Linked DNA regions of Homo sapiens: region 1 is linked to region 2. Evidence: chromatin loops called from intact Hi-C (ENCODE). Cell type or tissue: IMR-90. All regions are shown on one strand. Each heading gives the region's core, and the rest is flanking DNA. Links, peaks and the distances in the headings are about the cores only.

The links. Peaks named below come from ENCODE experiments on the same cell type or tissue, not always from the same donor. Only the 100,000 strongest peaks of a DNase experiment are listed, where the experiment ranks them.
Region 1: it touches region 2 in a loop (6-fold over the local background); 1 of 110 quality-filtered maps calls a loop at or near these places.

What each region holds. Positions count from the first base shown.
Region 1 is chr6:112,635,915-112,638,832 of GRCh38, forward strand. No RefSeq gene overlaps it. Among named protein-coding and RNA genes, the nearest start is that of RFPL4B, 290 kb to the left of the region's middle. In IMR-90, for the core only: no CTCF peak of the experiment used is centred there; a DNase peak (open chromatin) is centred at 1,157.
Region 2 is chr6:112,688,853-112,691,770 of GRCh38, forward strand. LOC105377949 (a long non-coding RNA gene) reads left to right here and starts at 1,048. Exons shown (of 6, transcript XR_001744304.2): 1 at 1,048-1,147. In IMR-90, for the core only: no CTCF peak of the experiment used is centred there; DNase peaks (open chromatin) are centred at 1,739 and 2,629.

The DNA of each region.
Region 1 (2,918 bases), core at 104-2,603, 53 kb before region 2:
ACCTATATATAGAGTTCTATCAGTCAAGCAAGAGATTAAACAAAATTTCTGACTGAAAAAAGGAAAGTCATGGTATTAAATAATTTGCAGTGAGTATTGAAACCATATAAACATAGAACATAAGGTAAATAAAGTTGAATGTAATTATAAGAGAGAGCAAATCTTTCTCTGAAATCACTGACATGGACATTCTAGTCCTCCAATATACCTCTCATCCTCTTAGATAAAATGCTTACTTATTCACACTATAACAGGCATCTCTGGTTTCACTGAGACATCAATTTCAATTTCTCCCTATGCATTATCCATTAGCTACCCGCTACCATCTCTTCTATTTGTTATGGCTTCCGTGATCCATCTTTTAAACCACTTTCTTGTGAATACATAAAACTCGTTTACTCCAGTGTCTTCCCAACTCCTTGGCAAAAAATATCAATTTTTAATGAATATAATTATTTTTAGTTTGTATACATAACTCTAGGGATAGTAGCTGTGTGCTACTAGAGATAATGTAGAAACAAATAAACTGATTCCTCTGTTAATCTGTCCTTTTCTGGGGTTTAAAGCCTGGCAAGTAATCTTGTGATATTTTTCTAGTTAGATTCCTCTCCCTATAACCACAAAGACAAATGTAAACTTTCTCTTCCTTAAACCTTCGGTTCAGTCCTGTCCCATTCGATCTCAAAAACTTATCTTCCTTCTTATTTTACTTAGACAATGGATGGGAATATAAACTTTCTTCTTTCACACCCATCCTTTCCTCCCTTGGCGAGGTTGTAGTGATAGAGGTGCTTCTAGAAAATCAATACCTCACCTGGATTCCCATCATTTACTTTTCTGTTTCAATTTGTTATCAATAAGTTGATAAGAAATATAACATTCCCCTTCTCCGCTCTCCTCCTTTCTCCTGAATTCTTTTCATTTATGCTTACATATGCTCAATTTCTCACATCCTAAAAGAAATAAACAAAATACTGACTTATGTACCTTTTCTGGAGAGCAAAATCACTTCAATTATTGTCTACAACTCATTGATTTCATGTCCTGACTCTCACTCTTCAAACAAAGCTAGTCTGGCTTCTGTACCCACCATTTTAATGAAACTGCTTTGTCCATGGTAACCACTAACTCTGAGTCACTAAATCCTCAGTGGTGTATTTAAGTCTTTTTCCTAATAGATTCCTCGGCAAGATTTAACACAGAAAAAAATATCCTACTTCCTTAAGTGTTCTGTCTTTCCTTGGAACTTCTGTCAGCAGATTCTTTTCTCATTGGTCACTAATTTTCCATTTTTACTCATTCCTTCAATATTGTAGTTTATCAGGGCTTAGACCTTTTCAGCTCTCTGTAGGTGATATAACCCACTCTCCTAGGTTCAACTATTAGCTATATGCCAACTACTCTCATTTCTCTTCCTCTGGACTAGACCTTTCTTCTGAACCCCAGGGTCACATCCCCAGCAGCACACTTTTATCTCCACTTGAATATTCATGGATTTCTCAACTCATCCTATCTAAGCCCGAACTCATCTCCTCCTCTCTACCCTCTTCCTCCTCCACTGTTCTCCATCTCATTTGTGTCACCCCCTTTTCTAAGCAGAATTCCAAAATGGCCACAATCTCTGGTGTACATGCCCTCTGTAACCCCTGGGACTGTGAACAACACCGATTTCACTTGTGTTATTGAGTTGTCATATAGTACAGTTGTCTCTAAGTAATCACCTGAGCCCTATAAAAGTGGAGAAGGGAGTCAAAATTTCAAAGAATGGGAGAGACTCAACATAGCATTGCTGCCTGCAAGATAGAGAAGGCCACATGATAAGGAAATGCAGGTGGCTTCTTAGAGAGAGAACAGACCTCTGGTTGACAACTAGGAAGGAAAACAGGGCCCTAGTCCTACAACCTCAAAGATCTAACATTCATCAAAAAGAATGAGCTTGAAAGACAAGTTTTCTTGAGAGTCTTCAGACAAGAATACAGCCCAGTCAACATCTTGATTACAGTCTTGTGACACTCTGAGATGAGGTTGCAGCCATGCCATACCTGACTTGGAAGCTACAGAACTGTAAACAAATAAGTGGGTGCTGTTTCAAGCCAAAATTGTGTGGTAATTTGTTATGCAGCAAGAGAAAAATAGTACATCATCTGTCAACGGAGTTTTTGAGAGTCAAACAATCCTGAAAACTATCATTACTTTCTTTCTGTTAAGTTATTCCAAAACTCAATCAGTCAATGAGTCTTACAGACTCTCTGTCATGTATTTGAATCTACCCAGCTCTGCATATCCCCTTGATACCATCCTAGCCTAATTTGTTACTGTCTCTTGAATAGAACTCTGAACTACATTCCTAATTTGTTGCTCCCAATTCATGCCTGCCTCAATCTAATCCACTCTTTACAATGTAGCCAGGTGTATTTTAAATCAACCACGGATCATATTACTCTCTCTTCAATGTCGTCATCTCGCTGATAGTAACAACACTGTTAGTTCCATTCCAAGTATCTCTCTGACTCGAGAGGCACTGCATGGGATGTTCCCCTTTTACCAACACCTTCTTCCATTCCCTACATGAATGTCACCCATTCCCTACGCAACAGTCTCAAATGCTTTCTTTCAACTCCTGTCATGTGCTGTGCTTCTCTCACTGCAAAGCTCAATATATTCTTCTCTGTCTCCTACATATGCTTTTGATCTCCTTCCATCTTTCCTTGTCTAGTTAATTCATGAGCATCCTCAGGTCTTAGGTTACATGATACTTTATCAAGACAACTTTCCTAATATCCCCAAATCAATGAAGTCTCCAGAATTTAATGTCCACTGTTCATGTTGGTCTCCACTGAGAACACTAACTTCCCCTATCTCCCCAGCACTTGACACAGACACTGAGTAAACCTTTTTAAATTGCTTACTTACTTGGT
Region 2 (2,918 bases), core at 265-2,764:
ACTAGCAAGATTTATTGCAAAGAGCGAAAGAACAAAGCTTCCATGGTGTGGAAGGGGACCCGAGCCGGCTGCCACTGCTGGCTCCAGCAGCCTGCTTTTATTCTCTTATCTGGCCCCATCCACAACCTGCTGATTGGTAGAGCCGAGTGGTGTGTTTTGACAGGGCGCTGATCGGTGCCTTTACAACCCCTGAGCTAGACACAAAGGTTCTCCACGTCCCCACCGGATACAGAGTGTGGACACAAAGGTTTTCCACGTCCCCACTAGAGTAGCTAGATACAGAGTGTCAACTGGTGCATTCACAAACCCTGAGCTAGACACAGGGTGCTGATTGGTGTGTTTACAAACCTTGAGCTAGATACAGAGTGCCGATTGGTGTATTTACAATCCCTGAGCTAGACATAAAGGTTCTCCACGTCCCCACCAGACTCAGGAGCCCAGCTGGCTTCACCCAGTGGATCCCGCACCGGGGCTGCAAGTGGAGCTGCCTGCCAATCCCGCACCATGTGCCCGCAGTCCTCAGCCCTTGGGTGGTCCATGGGACTGGGCGCCATGGAGCAGGGGGCAGCGCTCGTCCGGGAGGCTCGGGCCGCACAGGAGCCCACGGAGCGCGGGGAGGCTCAGGCATGGCGGGCTGCAGGTCCCGAGCCCTGCCCCGCGGGAAGGCAGCTAAGGCCCCGCGAGAAATTGAGCACAGCAGCTGCTGGCCCAGGTGCTACGCCCCTCACTGCCCGGGGCGGTGGGGCCCCGCCGGCCGCTCCTAGTGCGGGGTCCGCCCAGCCCACGCGCACCCGGAACTCGCGCTGGCCCGGAACTCGCGCTGGCCCGGAACTCGCGCTGGCCCGGAACTCGCGCTGGCCCAGAACTCGCGCTGGCAGGGAAGCACCGCGCGCAGCCCCGCTTCCCGCCCGCGCCTCTCCCTCCACACCTCCTCACAAGCTGAGGGAGCCGGCTCCGGCCTTAGCCAGCCCAGAAAGGGGCTCCCACAGTGCAGCGGCGGGCTGAAGGGCTCCTCAAGTGCCGCCAAAGTGGGAGCCCAGGCAGAGGAGGCGCCGAGAGCGAGCGAGGGCTGTGAGGACTGCCAGCATGCTGTCACCTCTCAGTATAATTTAAGATCAACCCTAATTGAAAATACTATATTTTGAAGGTAAAATCTCAGGTTTTTTGCTATTTTGCTCATTGTTTTAACTTCATGTCTACTTTGAATGTAATTATAGGTGGTGGAATCTACACAAATATATCATTATTATTATTAATAGAATGACAAAACTTTTTAATTACAAAAAAGCATCCACATTTGTTATTGACCTGTTCCAATCAAACTAGTAAGAAAATACCTCTTTCAATAACTTCAAAGATTTCATTTAAACATGTGTCAATTTCTTAAGAAGCAAATATAACAGAATGCCAGTTCTCTTGAGATTAATGGGCTTGCTCGAAGGAAAATAGCACCAGAAGTATGATTATTTCAAATAATTCAAAAGACAATAGTTTCTTTCCCCCTTGTTCCCACTTATATTCTGTTCTATGACAACTGACTCTTCACTCACTTGTAAGCACAGCAGTTCTCATAAAAATATAAATCCTTAATTTCTCCCAGTTTTCTTGTTATTCTCTAGAGGTAAAACCAAACAAATTTCAATAAGCTAAAAAAAAAAGAAAGTGAACTTGCCAAATTAAGAGCTGGTTCATGAGACTGGGTTTGCTATGTGTTTAAACAAAGTCATGATTCATTAACTATGCCTGTAACAATCAAATAAACAAAACCATGCTCTACAAGGCATCCATTAGCACGTTTAAGTGCATAAATCACTAACCATGTGACTTACGGCTTAACCGTTTGCCGAAAACAGCTGTTTTCTCAGTTCAGATAATGAAGAGAAAAAAACAGCTGAAGCCAATTAGTGGATAAGCATTCATTCCGAAATATCTGAGACAGTTGAGTGATTTGTTTTGCAGGCCAGATATGTTGTTATCCAGACCCAAGTAAGAAAGCTCCTTTTACAATAAATTGAAGGTTTTATATTAACCCTTGTTTGTATTCGGCTCTCCTCCAAACAGCAAGCAGAGCAACAAACAAACAAACAGCTGATTAAAATCCAGTGTCCTTGAAAGCATTGCAGTGCATTATTTATTTAGGATTGTTTGTTTTGTTGCTCATGGAATATTTTAAGCATTCATGAAGACTAGGGCAAAGCAAAATATCTAATTTCAAGCAGAAATTATGTTTACCAAAGAGAAGTTATCTATCAAACAGAAATAGACTCTAGAAAAGACTGAGTATATTTTATATACTCAGATGCTGAAAGGAGATCTATTTTCAACAATGGAAAAACTTTAAACATTGCATTTTAGGTTGGAATCAACACCATTGTCAGCAAAATTATTTATTGAGTTTTACGTGGGAATCCTCCAGTGAAAGATTTTATGCAGCTTCTCCTGCTACAGTAAGGGTATAATCTGGAACTTCCCTTGCTTTGACAGTCCTGATAATTGAATTAATATCATTCACTAATAAAAATTCCAGAAACATGACAGATTTCCCTCGAAGGAGTCATCACCAGGCAAGGTACCAAGACACAATCTTTCTTGCAAAGACTGCCTTGTCACAGACAGGAAGGAGAGCTGGCTTTGCAATCAGATCAGCTGAATTCTGACTGGGCCACTTACTAGTTGGGCAATGATTGTTAGCTTTTGGAATCCTTCTGAACCTCAGTTTCTTCATCTATATAACACAGATAATTACATATCTCAAAGCCTTACAAGTTTGTATTGTGAAATTTAAATGAGTCATTTACTTTTTGATGAAGTTGACATAGTATGAGTTTAATCCAAAGGTCAATTCTCCTAGTGAAATGTGAAAATATATTTTAAAAATGGCTAACATTCTGCCTGTTATAAAATGAGCATTCAAAATA